2 separate regions of the Homo sapiens genome follow, and region 1 is linked to region 2. Evidence: chromatin loops called from intact Hi-C (ENCODE). Cell type or tissue: OCI-LY7. All regions are shown on one strand. Each heading gives the region's core, and the rest is flanking DNA. Links, peaks and the distances in the headings are about the cores only. Region 1 overlaps CLN6 (CLN6 transmembrane ER protein). Region 2 overlaps PIAS1 (protein inhibitor of activated STAT 1).

Region 1 (2,500 bases), core at 1-2,500, 56 kb after region 2:
CTCCACCCAACCTTGCCTGTGCTGGGCGTCAAAGGTGGGACAGAAACAGAAACAGGAAGGCAACGCACGTGTGAGTCAGAGGCCCAGAGGCATCCACACCGCCCAGGGCACCTCACTCACTCCGTGGGGGTAAGGGGTGTCTGGGGGGTTGTCTGTCTCATGCACCGCAGACACCAGCAGCCCAGCACCACACTAGCCTGGAGACAGAGGCACCTCCCGGGCTGAGGATGGAGGTCCACATGTTAAAAAAGAGAACAGCACCTGCAGGGGCCTCTTGGTGAAGCACTGCACCCACTCTCAGCACACAGCCCCACCCCCACCTCAGACACCTCACCCCAAAATACTACCCTCTCCCCTCTCCACACACCGGCTCCCTTTCTCCCACCTGTGCTTTCACCAGTATACCCGCCTGCCTCTTCTCACCCACACCCCCTTCCTGCTGGGGCTCCAGCTCTCTGTTCCTAGCCCCTCCACCCTTCCCCAACCTTCTGTGGGAAGAGGCTCTGGCAAAGGCCAGGGAAAGATGGCAGGAGGCCTGTCCAGGGACCCTGGACCAGCTGAGCCAGGAGGATTGACATCGCAGGGCCCGAAACACCCTGGAAATGCCCGTGCAGGGTGCGTGTGCTGTGAGCACCAACTCAGGAGTGAGCCGGGTCCAGGGCTGGCCCTCACCTCCCAGCTGCAGCCTTCGGAGCCCTCCTCCCTCTGGCCTCAGTTTCTCCTGGGTAAGATGGGAGGGTGGAACAGATGAAGCCTCCCAGCCTGGGCCCGGGATCTCCTGAGGCTGAGACCACATTTCTGAGGTCTCCCCCGACTGAGGGACGGGGTAGGTAGGAAAAGGTGCCCCTCTGGGAGTTCTGAAGAGGGGGGAGCGCAAACAGCACGCCCCTCCCCAGCCTGATCCAGCTGGCTCCCCGCAGCTTCCTCCACTCCCAAAGAGCAGGCCCGACACGGGTGGGGGTCCCTGGCTGTGCCCCCACCCCCTGCCATCACCATCTGGGGGTTGTTTATCAGGGACGCGTCCTCCTCCCCCACCCTCAGGGCTCAGGCTTGGCGAGGAAGGACCAAAGCCACTCGCTGCCCTCTGCTGGCCACAGCGGGCACTGAGGGCTGGGCGGGGGTGGCGATGCTGGGGGGATGCTGGCTGGAAGCCGGGGCCTGGAGCCTGGGACAGCAGCTGGGTCTCCCGGGCAACCTCGGGGACAACTTCACTGGAGGTTGAGCTCACAGTGCCTTTACAGGGGATGAGACTCAACACATGGAGACCCGCAGCCCAGACAGCCTTGCTCAGTGTGTCCCTGAGCCAGTGACAGGGCTAGCCGGTAGTTGGGGCCCCTGGGATAGACAGATGGGCCCATCACTCACCACATGCAGTGACCCAGGTACTCATCATAATAGTAGAGCAGCTCAAAGGAGTCGATCTGAGGGAGGAACGGGCAGGGCAGAGTCGGGGGATGTCGATGTCAGTCCAGGGAGGTGCTGGGGCCCCAAGCATCCCCTCTGACCACCCTTCTCCCAGTCCCAGGCCTCCCCCACTGCCTTATTCCCTACCCGGGGCCTCGCCTTCTGTTACAGGGGCCCAGGTGGGAGGCAGTCTGTGCACCACTTCCTAAGAACACTTGAGCATCCTAGCTTGGGGCAGGCGACAGTGCCCTCACCTAGCAGAATGCCTTTGGTGAAAGGACAGGTGCGGCGAGGGGTGGGGGCCATTTCTTCAGCCTCCCAGGACAGACTGTGCTCCTAGGGCTTACAGGCAGGGAGCAGGAGGTGGCCTCACCAGCGTCTCCGGCTTGAGATTCTTGATGATGGGGTTCTCACGGACAGACAGGTGGTGCTGGTAGCCACTGAAGAGCAGGCGGTGGTTGACAGAGTCACCCACCAGGTGGATGCTGGCACCCATGATGAAGATGATGATGCTCACGTACGTGATGGAGCGTGGCAGGGTGCGGGGGGACCGCTCGATGAGCTGGGGTTCAGAGTGGGGTTGGCAGCATGACCCCACCTCTGTCACAGTATGTGACACCCTCTGCTTCCCCCCTCACACCTGGGGTGGGATGGACGCTTCCAGCTGGAATGTCACTCCAAAAAGTGGCTGGTCCCTTTAGCAGGCCAGCCCAGCCTCCAGATCCTCCCGTGACCCCTATGAACCCCGGAGGGAATGTGGAGCAGCACCCCCCGCTGACTTTACCCAGGGAGCAAAAAGACCAGAGGGCCCAACTCCTTTCCCAAAGTCACACATGAGCTGTAGGCTGGAGGGGACAGCCCAGCCTTCAGTGCAGGAGTCCAGGCTCAGGCCCAGCCCTCCCACTGTCCCTGGCTGTGTCCCTGGGTGGCTGGCCCAGCCTGCTGAAGGCACCTTCTGATTTCTGAGTGGTCCCAGCAAACATGAAGAAAATGTCAGGGATGGGGGCAGGTGCTTCTGAAATGCCACTGTTTAACTGAAAACACACCGGAGTTCTGGGATTATACCCCTCCTACTTCTGGAGATTTGAAGTATCTT
Region 2 (11,107 bases), core at 7,043-9,542:
TAGGGTAAATTCTCAGAAGTGGGATTGCTGAGTCAAAGAGCCTACAGAATTTTAAGAAATTTTGTGTACATTGACAGATTACCTTCTCCAAAGGTGTTGTACAAATTTATTCTCTGACTTTCAGTGTTATTTGCGTGCTCGTTAACACTATTATCTTCTTTGAAATTTTTACCAATTCTGTTAGGTAAATAATGCCACCACTGTGTTTTAATTAGTACTTTTTTCATTATTACTGAGATTGAATATGTTTTATATTTGTGATTACATTTTAAAACTGTATCCGTGTCTGTTTCTCTATTGCTGTTTTTGTTATTGATTATGAGATCTTCATATAGTAAAACTTAACTCTGTTTCATGTTACAAATATTTGTTTCCAGTTTGTTGGCCTTTTATTTTTATGTTATTTAATATGCAGAATATTATTAATATTATTTATATTGGCTACACAAAGTTTTCGTATAGCCAAAACTTAACCAGTTATTTCCTTTATATAGTCTTTTCTCGTCTCCATCATGCTTTGCCTATCTGCCCTTCCCAAGCTATGGAATTATTTGTTTATTTTCTTCTAGACTTCCAAGGTTTCATATTTTACCTTTAAATATTTAGTTCATATTAAATATATGTGTGATGTGAGGTAAAAATTGCTTTCTTTCACTTTTTAAATAGCTGGTTCTAACACTGTTAACTAAATAAATGTTGATTCTGAAGCCACCATTGTTATATATTTAACTTTTACATATCCTGAGTGTGTTTCTGATCTTTTTCTATGTTGTTTCTTAGTCTAACATTCTTTTTTGGGACAATTTTCATGATATGAACTCATATGTATCCACCAGTTCATTTGAAATTTATTGAATGCTTACCATGTGTCATCTACTATACTCAAAACTGGCAGTACCATAGGGAGGGAAAAAAGTTCATTTTCATGAGGCCTGTGATGTAGGGGCCTGGTGGACACATACAAAGAATGTGAACTTACTTATAAGTACTATAAAAGAGAAGCACATGGTGATTTTACAGTGTATCAAAGGGCACTTTGAACGAGAGAGAGCAGTCAGGGAGGGCTTCCCTGAGGAAGCAGTGACTGAGCCAAGAGCTGAGAAAAGAGTTGCAATCAGGTGAAAGGTTCAGAGGAAACTACCCACACAACAGCCCAGTGGTAGGAGTGAGCCTGGTTTTTACAAGAAGCTGAGAGGGATTCACTGACTAGAGTGCAGAGAATGGGGAAGAGTGGTATATGAGATGTGGCTAGAGGGGTAAGATAGGACTAAACCATTCAGGGCATTGTAGGTAATGTTAAAGTTAAGGATTTTCTTTTTCTTTTTCTTTTTTTGAGACAGAGTCTCACTCTTGGCCAGGCTGGAGTACAGTGGCACAATCTCGGCTCATTGTAACCTCCATCCCCTGGGTTCAAGCGATTCTCCTGCCACAGCCTCCCGAGTAGCTGGGATTACAGGCACCTGCCACTGCACCTGGCTAATTTTTGTATTTTTAGTAGAGATGGGGTTTCACCATCTTGGCCAGGCTGGTCTTGAACTCCTGACCTTGTGATCCACCTGCCGTGGCCTCCCCAAGTGTGGGATTACAGGCATGAGCCACTGTGCCTGGCCAGGATTTTCTCTTTTTAAGCAGAAAGTTTATAGTGCTGTATTTCTTTTTAGAAAAGATCACTCCTTGGAGTGGTAAATAGTTTAAATGGAGGCCAGAATCGTGCAGAAGGACATCTCTTAGGAGCCAGCTCTTGTGGAAGTATTAGTGAAATGGTATCTTTGTCTAGAGTGGTGGCGATAGAAATGGAGGTAAGTAGGGGCATCTGCAGGATTGAGTGATGAATTGAAAGTCGAGGGCTAAGAGAAAGGGAGATGTGACTGATGAGTCCTTGGTTTCTGGGTGGGGGGCTAGGCAAATGATATTGCTGCTGAGATAGAGGAAACACTGGAAAAGGACTGAGTGTGGGTGTGTTTTGTTTTGTTTTTGTTTTGTTTTGTTTTACTTTGAAGAATGGGCATTGGAGGACAAGATGGAGAAAATTATGAATTTACTTTTGAAACTTTTGAGTTTGAAATGCCTGTGAGACATCCTGAATAGGCAGTGGGGCAGATAGGCTTAAAGGATACATTTGGGCTAGAGGGAAAAAATGTGTGAGTCATCTGCATATTGGTGGTTATTGGAACCACACTGGCAGGGCTGACATTGATTCTCCTGCATTACTTTTTTTTTTTTTTTTTTTAAACATTCTTTCTTCCAGATAAAGTAGAATTACTTTATCATATTTCTTTTCCTCGCTCCTGTACCCCATTTGCACATCTTTCTGAGAATTTGGATGAGATTTCTTTAAAGTTATAGATTAAGTTAGGGAGAATTTATTTACAATATTTAATATAACCATTCTAGGAACTGTATTTTCAAATCTTCTTTTATGTTCCTCAGCAATTTAATGGGTTTCCTACAATTCCTGCATATTTTTTGCTAATTCCCATGTTGGTTGTTATTATTACTGCTATTATAAAAAGAGATCTTTTTTTCTGTTATATTTTCAAAGTATTTATTGTTGGTTTACTTAAAAACTAGTTATTTTTAATATTTATTTCATAGCTAAATTCATATATTGGTTCTATTAGCTTTTTAGATGATTTATTGGTATTTCTATGTTGACAGTTTTGAGTTTTAGGTATGTCATATAAATTATATTACCCTAATACTTTTGTCATTTATTTCTTGTTCTACTACCTAGAACTTTGTAAACAGCGTTAAACAATGCAGGCACTAGTGGACATATTTGACTTGCTCCTTATGTTAATGAGAATACTGCTACTGTTATAACATTATTATAATGTTGCTATTAATTTTGATAGAATATTATATCAATGATGTATTTCTATATTTCTCTTACTGGATTTTTTTTTAGAAATGGATTTTGAATTATATCAAAATTCTTTTTGACATCTCTCAGGGTTATATTTTTTTCCTTTAACTCATATGTCACCATTAGGTTTTTAAAATCCTTTTAAATATTTTATTTCTAGTGTACCTTGGAGTTCCCTTTTTCCTCCTTTTTGGGGAAAGTTTTGAAAATGTTTTGTTTTTGTGTATGAAAAGAATAGCTCACCAAGGAAGAAGGGGAGTGTTTTTGGTGAAATAGGAAAGAAGTCTGAAACTGTAGGAGAGGAGGGGAATATGGCCGCTGATAAAAAGCACTAGAGGAGGGGGGAAATACTCTTCCATAGGAAGGCTTCCAGCTACAAAGATTTGAAGACATTTTTCTGGGGAAGTAAAACACTAAATCAGCATTATTTTCCAAAGCCCAGAAAATAACTTAATAGATTGTTTTTAAATTACTGTTTTAATTCAGCTTGTGAAGATATTCTGAATAGTTCATGTAGAATATCTTACTATTTTGCAGATACTTTTGTATAAATAGTTGCCAGTGAGAAATGTTGCAACTGTGTCTTTTCAAATGAAGTAAATAGGAGAGCTAGTATAGCGCCTGAAAGAAGTAAGTGAGTTATATTGTAACTTCTTGCTCTACCTCAGGGTAAGCACTCCTTTTAGCATTTATTAAACTCTCATTATTTGTAGAGAAATTATTTAGATGTAGGTTGAGTATTCCTAATCTGAAAATCTGAAACACAAGATGCTCTAAAATTCAAAACAGGATGCTCAAAGGAGATACTTGTTTGAGCATTTCAGACTTCAGATTTTCAGATTAGGGATGCTGAACTGGTAAGTATAATGCAGATATTCCAAAATCTGGAAGAAAAAAAAAATTCAGAGTCCAAAATACTTATAGTCCCAAGCATTTCGGATCAGGGATACTCAACTTGTACTAGTGTAAGGGGCACATAATGAATAGAGTATATTTCAATTACAGAGAAATTATCTCATGAACTTGACAAATAATTTTTAAGACTTTTGAAAAAGCAATAAACAAAACTATCAGTATAATATAATATAATATAGTATAATATATATCAGTAGTTGGAATTAGTATTTGAAGGATTAGCAGGAACAATAAAATACTGTCTACCTAGAAAAGAATCTCTGTCACTATTAAGCTTTGGTGGGGTTTTTTTTGCTGCTGAACCTCTTTCATATGATGTAAAAATTTCATTTTATATTACCAGTACAAGTGGCATTTGTTAGTACCACATTCTTTTTGCTGCTTTTATTTTATTTTTCTATTTGCTTACATGTTTCAACTAGAGTGAGCATACCTTTTCACTGAACTTGTTGCAGTTTCTGCTTGATCTCTTCTTAAATATTTATATAAAGCCTTAGGGTAATTCCAAGTTCTGAAGATTCAAGTTGTCAATACATAGTTTCACATTGTTAATTAGCATTTCTCCAGTTTCTGTCATACTTGAAGCATTAAGCAAGTAAATAATAATGGTGAATAAGATTTTTTTCTAAAAGAAGCTTTCCAGTTGGGCCTGGTGACTCATGCCTGTAATCCAAGCACTTTGGGAGGCTGAGGCAGGCGGATCACTTGAGGTCAGGAGTTCAAGACCAGCCTAGCCAACATGGTGAAACCCCATCTCTACTAAAAACAAAAAAAACAAAAAAACAAAACACACACACACACACACACACACAAATTAGCTAGATATGGTGGTGCACACTTGTAGTCCCAGTTACTTGGGATGCTGAGGCAGGAGAATCACTTGAACCCGGGAGGTGGAGGTTGCAGGGAGCCGAGATTGCGCCACTGCACTCCGGCCTGGGTGACAGAGCGAGACTCTGTCTCAAATTAAATAAATAAATAAACAAATAAAGCTTGTCAATGCTATATCAGATTAGTATGTTGTATGCTCTAAAATTTAGGAATTTTTTTTTTTTTTTTTTTTTGGGGGGGGAGACAGAGTCTTGCTCTGTCACCCAGGCTGGAGTGCAGTGGCGCCATCTTGGCTCACTGCAAGCTCTGCCTCCCAGGCTCACGCCATTCTCCTGCCCCAGGCTCCCAAGTAGCTGGGACTACAGGCACGTGCTACCACACCCGGCTAGTTTTTTGTATTTTTAGTAGAGACGGGGTTTTACCACGTTAGCCAGGATGGTCCCGATCTCCTGACCTCGTGACCTACCCACCTCAGCCTCCCAAAGTGCTGGGATTACAGTCATGAGCCCCTGCTCCCGGCTGGGAAAGTTTTAATGTTACTTGTTCCTCATTAATGTGAAATTTATTAATGAAGGTAAATTCGCTTTTTTGACACTTCTTTTTCCTCCCTCTCAGAAAATGTGTAGCATGTAAACACAGATAGCTTTCCGAACTTTAAATAAAAATATGACCTTCCAGAGAGTATTGTAGTATATTTTCTGTCAAAAGAGGGGAGTGCATTAAGTTCCATGTCTTAATATTCCCACCCTTTCCCTTTGGTTTCTAGTGTCTGCTCTGTCATCAAGCAGTTGCCTAATCATGAGCAGATTGCATAATCTTTTTGTGCCTCAGTTTCATCAGCCCTTCACTTAGAAAAATACCTATCCTACCTGTGTCTTAATAGGCCTTGTGCAAAGTTTAAATGAAGTAGGCAGCGTATGTTAAGAATGCTTTGAAAAATGTGTGTAGCTATAAAATACAAGATGGCAGCAATTATTTTTCCTTTTACTTCTTTTCAAGTCTCTTGATCTTCCTCTTGATCCCAGCACCAAATAGAAACTGATCCTTCTCATTTAGATCTCCTTCCTACCCTTCGTGAACCTCAGCCGTCTTTTCTTTCTCTTACCCAACCATGTACCCTTCACTTAGTCTTAGCTTGTTGATTAACTGTTTTTTTTTGGTTTTGGCTTTTCTTTTTTTTTTTTTTTTTGGTCCCCTTCTACCTCTGTCATCTCTGGGTAGTCTGTCTGCTGGTAATGGATATTCATCTGTTCATTTGCCAAACCAGCAGCTTCTGTTTGAAAACCTTCTTTAATATTCCCTCTGCTTGTTGTGATAATGGCCCAAGTATAATCTTTTCAAGAGCTACTTGAAGGCATAGAGAAAGGTTAAAAGGTATAAATTAGGAAGCCCATCTCATTTGTCATTTAAAAAAAATAGATACTATTTTAGATATATCTGTTACCTACTAAATATGGTTTATAGCTTTGACATCTTATTGTCTTTGGCTTATACTTAGTCTTAACAGTATTCTTTCATGTAAGTGCCTTAAATTCATTAGCTTCAAGTATAGGTAATATTAAATCCAAGACAGACCTGGGTTTAAATTCTAGGTTTGTTACTTGAAAATTGCAAAATTAGGGCAAGTTCTTTTACTTCTCTGTACTTCAGTATCCTCATCCATAAAAACAGGTTTATGATCATCTCGGCAGCTTTTTGGTCAGGATTAAATGAATTACTGTTCATGAAAACACCTAAGACTGCTTGACACACAGTAGGTGTTTTAAGAAGTGTTAGTTTTCTTTCCCTATCATGGTGAGATTAAAATAGATGTACTATTTACTTACATATGTTGTTTGTTTTCTACTTCTTTTTTTTTCCAGAACTATTCCATGGCAGTATATCTTGTAAAACAGTTGTCCTCAACAGTTCTTCTTCAGAGGTTACGAGCAAAGGGAATAAGGAATCCGGATCATTCTAGAGCTTTAAGTACGTATGATAAACTTATTTCACTTATTCAGCTATTTTGTTAAAGGTTAGAGTAGTATTTTCTCAACTCAAGAAATTTTAGAATTTGTTTATTCACTGGAGCCTGTTGTGTAGTTCTTAGAGTAGTTCTGATATCTTTGTCATGAGCTATATTTTATAATCTATATTTTACTAATCTTAAAATTAACTTTGTGAAGTCAGTGCACAAACATGGAAGAATATTATTCTACAACTTCATAAAATCAATGTTTAAGGAATTCTGGGAAATGGGAAGGGCATCTTGGCATAAATTTCAAGAAAGTTATTTTAGATTGGTGGTTTATCCAGGAAAAATGTACAGAATTATATCATGGCCTCACCCCCTGCATTTACAAAGTGAAGAGAGCCAGTGGGGTGGTAGAAATAATAATTCTGCCATTAATCAATTATATGACTGTGGACAAGTAACGCTGCTCCTGAGTTTCATCTTCCTCATCTGTAACAAGAAGTTTATGCCGTCTGATTTCTAATGCTTCTGCGAAGTCTGGGTTCATACGTGTGAATTACTGGATGGTTTGTTTTGATACGTTGAATTTGAGATTCAAGGTCTTCAAATGGGGCTGTGCTGACCTCTGTTTTTAAGGGTTAAGGTCAGAGGGTTTGGCCTTTCCAAAGAGGTGAACTAAGTTCTTCGTTTATTCTTTTATTTGTGAGAGCCGGGGGCTGCGTGGATTTAGGAGTGAGGGCTGGGGACTTAGAAACAAAACTTTTATAGGCAGGTGTTAGATAGCTATCCTTTAAGGACTTTTGATGTGAACTGATTAATGAAGCCCATTATCAGATTTGTACTTAGGAACACTCTGGTGGAAAGAACTAAGATAATAGCAGCTTTCCTTTTGTAGCATAGCTATTACCCCTTTCTGTAACTTATTTCTGTGGCAGAGTAAAAGATCCCACTACCCCTGAATATCAATATACCCTTAATAGTTCATTGAAGAATTTTTCTGTATTAAAATGGTCCTTTAAAAATGCAGCTAATCCTGAATCAATGGGAGCACACTTTGGCTAATGCCTCTGTAGGCATGCATTGACAGATGATGGAGACCTAGAAGGGCAGCACTGATTTGGGATCTGCGGGAGTGGTGGCACCATTTGGCAGGGATAAGAAGATGGTAGGGATCCTGAAAGAAAAGACAGACATCTGCCTTGAAGGAGAGTATAAGATAACTTGTCTTCTATCACAATCTTGCTGAAGTTATTCCTGGTCATTCTACTGAGAATCTTCGTATTTGCCTCACAATACTAGAATCTCAGCCAGTCAGAAAGCAAAGAATTATGTGAGCCTGTATGGAAGAGGGAATACCAAGAAATAAGGCAGATGAAGTTATTTTATTTAATAGTAACAGCAACAACAACAATAAGGCCAACTGTCTTTGCTCAAGCTGTTAACTCTTCTCCGCTTGTAGCTATAGCACCACCTGGAGGGAGAGTGGGAACGTGAGTCTGGAATTGAATTATTTTATTTTCTCCGAGAAACCACTATTAGCTACCATTAAGCAGCAAAAACTGTTTAATTCAAAAGCTATTTCTAGTCTGATATACTGATGGATGTGGAGAATAATTGTACACTGGATGAGATTTTTGTGGAAATTGATACCTTACCTTACTTATTGGCCAGGGAAGCCAATGGAATATTAATTTGGATCCCACCAGTAAGAAATTTGTTGTAATTTACTAAAAAACAGGTTATCTACCTTTACCTGTATGCTGCCTGTAAAAAAAAAAAAAAAAAAAAAAACCAAAAACTTTCCCAACAAATTATGTAATTAAAATTCTGTTTACAATAACTTGACAAAAGGAAATGTCAGGTATTTTAAAAGAGTCAAATCAGTTACAAATATGTTCTTTGTAAGTCATTCTTAATAAAATAAGTACTTCTAGCAAAGTTTTAGTAGTCAAGCCAGACACTCTTATGTTCTTGAAAGAATAAAGTTGGTATTATTTAGACTTTTCACAGAGAACTCCATTCTCTGAATCATTTGATTTAGTAGGATTTTGTCTTGCAGTTTCTGCCTTTGTGTAGAGTTGTCCCCTCACAACTATGAAAAACAGTCTTTTACCAACTCTTAATCAAGTTTCTTTCTCCTCTTCCTTCTCCCTTCAGCAGTTATTTCAAGCCTTAGCCATAATCTAATCAAACACTATCCCCCTCTCTCAGCACTCTGCCAATGCATGAAAATTGGGGCTACAAGACATGAATTACCTAAACCACCCATTTCTTCCTTAATCTCAGTGCCACCATAATTACTTTTTTAGCTTATCTACATTTGTGCCCAGTCCTCGCTTTATTTTGTTCAGTGTCAAGAGGAAATCTCCCTTTCCCTGCTTATTCATTTATTCTTTTCATTCAAGAAATTGTGTTAAGAGTCTACTGTGTTCCAGGAACAGGAGAATATAACATTAAACAAGACACATACCATCTCTGCATCCCCCAGAAGTTTGCAGTCTGGTAAGAAAGACAGGCATTAAATAATTGCACAAGTCATTAATGAGTTAAAGTTTTGACATGTGCCTTGAAGAAGATAGACAGGGAACTCTGTAGAGGTACAATAGGGGAACGTAGTCCTCTCTGATACTGTGATACTTAAGGCAAGATTATAAGTATGAGGAGAAGTTAAGCTCCAAGATGGGAACAGAGTATGCCAGGAGAAAAGGCCAGTGCAGCTGGAATAGAGAGAGCCAAGAAGGGCTGGGTGCAGTGGCTCACCCTTGTAATCCCAGCACATTGGAAGGCCGAGGCGGGTAGATCACTTGAGTGAGGTCAGGAGTTCAGACCAGCCTGACCAACATGGTGAAACCCTGTCTCTACTAAAAATACAAAAAAATTATCCTGGCATGGTGGCATGTGCCTGTAGTCCCAGCTACTCGGAAGGCTGAGGCACGAGAATCGCTTGAACCCGGGAGGCAGAAGTTGCAGTGAGCTGAGATCGCACCACTGCACTCCAGCTTGGGCAACAGAGAGAGACACTGTCTTTAAAAAAAAAAAAAAAAAAAGAGAGAGAGAGAGAGAGCGCCAAGAAGGAGGGTGACCAGAGAGTTGGACAGGTATAAGTTGACATAGACGATATGAAGATAGATGATAGAAAACCATTAAAAGATTTTTAAGCAGAGGAGTAAATGACACGATTACATTTAGACAATCTGATTCTCACTTTGAAGACGAATCAAAGGAAGGCAAGGCTAATGCAGTGAGGCCAGTTGAGAACCTGTTTGTAATAGTATACGTAAGAGATGATAATGTCTTGAACTAAGGTGATAGTGGTAGATAGAAGTTGACAGTTTTGAGAAGCATTGAAATGGCATTGACTGTGTGTGTGGAGTGATGAGTCCAAGGAGGAGTGCTAAGCTTCTTACTCAAGCACTAGGTAACATGGTAATGCCATTTACTGAAACAGAAAACTGTGTTGAAAAGATCAGATTGCAGGGGGGAGATCAGAGTGGACTGTTAGACTTGTGGTGTTTGAGATGGGATGAGACATCCAGGTAGAGATGCTTGGTAACAGTATTATGAGACCTGGCTCCCTCATATATCTGCTCTTTGTCCTGTGTTTTCAGTTCCTCTCTGTCTGCAGGCTTTTTCTGTCACTCTGTGCTGTCAAGACTCTTTTATCTTTTAAAAAATAGGAAAACAAGCTCCTCTATGGATAGAGCTCTGTGTTCCTCCCATTGTTCTCATCCGAATTTTTGTGAGAGTAGTCTACACTTGCTCTTTTTACCTCCTCACTGCATCTCATTATGGTCTTTAACCCTCTATCATTCCACTGAAATTGCTCTTTCAGATGTCACAAATGATGATCTGATTGCTAAATTTAAAGTGTATATTTTCAGTTTTCATCCTGAATACTTCTGCTGCATTTGATATGAACCACTTTCTCCTTGAAATTCTCTCCTTTCTTCTCTGACCATATCTTCTCAATCACCTGCCTTCAATGGATTCTCTTAAGGGAAGCATTCTAAATGTGGCTGTTCTTGGAGTTTTATCTTGGGTGCACTTTTCTACGCACCCTTATGGTTTAAAACTAACACCCACCCCAAAATACATGTCTTCATCTCAGACCTCTCCCCTGCGTTTCAGACTTATATAGCTAACTACCTTCACCTAAGCATTTCACTGGTTCCTCAAATTCAAGTATTTAAAACTGAACTCACCAACTCCTGTCAAACTTACTCCCTAAATATTTCTCAAATGTGCCTTCTGTCTATCATGCTATCATTGCCCTTGTTTAAGCTCTCATATCCTGCTTTTATTTTAAAAACCATTCTTAGATAAAACATCCCTCTCCTTGACGCCTTTTTCTATCTCCTCTGGTAGCCTCCTAAGTGATTTATACAGATCTAAAATCTTACCATTCTCATTCCCTTGCATTTCATGGCTTCTTAACACCAAGGGAATAAAAACTCCAAGTATGTTAGCATGACACACAAACTTTCCATCATGTGGCACCTGCTTATTACTTTCCAGGGTCGCCTGTATTCACTCTGCTTTTT

The links. A loop is a pair of places that touch in the nucleus more often than their neighbours do. Peaks named below come from ENCODE experiments on the same cell type or tissue, not always from the same donor. Only the 100,000 strongest peaks of a DNase experiment are listed, where the experiment ranks them.
Region 1: a loop joins it to region 2, with 7 times the contacts of the local background. A loop is called at or near these places in 8 of 110 quality-filtered maps.

What each region holds. Positions count from the first base shown.
Region 1 is chr15:68,209,898-68,212,397 of GRCh38, forward strand. It overlaps CLN6 (CLN6 transmembrane ER protein), which reads right to left. Exons shown (of 7, transcript NM_017882.3): 4 at 1,778-1,966; 5 at 1,366-1,421. Among named protein-coding and RNA genes, the nearest start is that of CALML4, 5.8 kb to the left of the region's middle. RefSeq lists a silencer at 1,011-1,110 and an enhancer at 1,301-1,841. In OCI-LY7, for the core only: CTCF peaks have their summits at 1,103 (motif pointing left) and 1,305; DNase peaks (open chromatin) are centred at 4, 624 and 1,064; H3K4me3 peaks cover 1,013 bases; H3K27ac peaks cover 2,070 bases.
Region 2 is chr15:68,147,116-68,158,222 of GRCh38, forward strand. PIAS1 (protein inhibitor of activated STAT 1) reads left to right here. Exons shown (of 14, transcript NM_016166.3): 7 at 6,475-6,580. Among named protein-coding and RNA genes, the nearest start is that of CALML4, 53 kb to the right of the region's middle. In OCI-LY7, for the core only: CTCF peaks have their summits at 8,036 (motif pointing left) and 8,240; a DNase peak (open chromatin) is centred at 8,036; H3K27ac peaks cover 542 bases.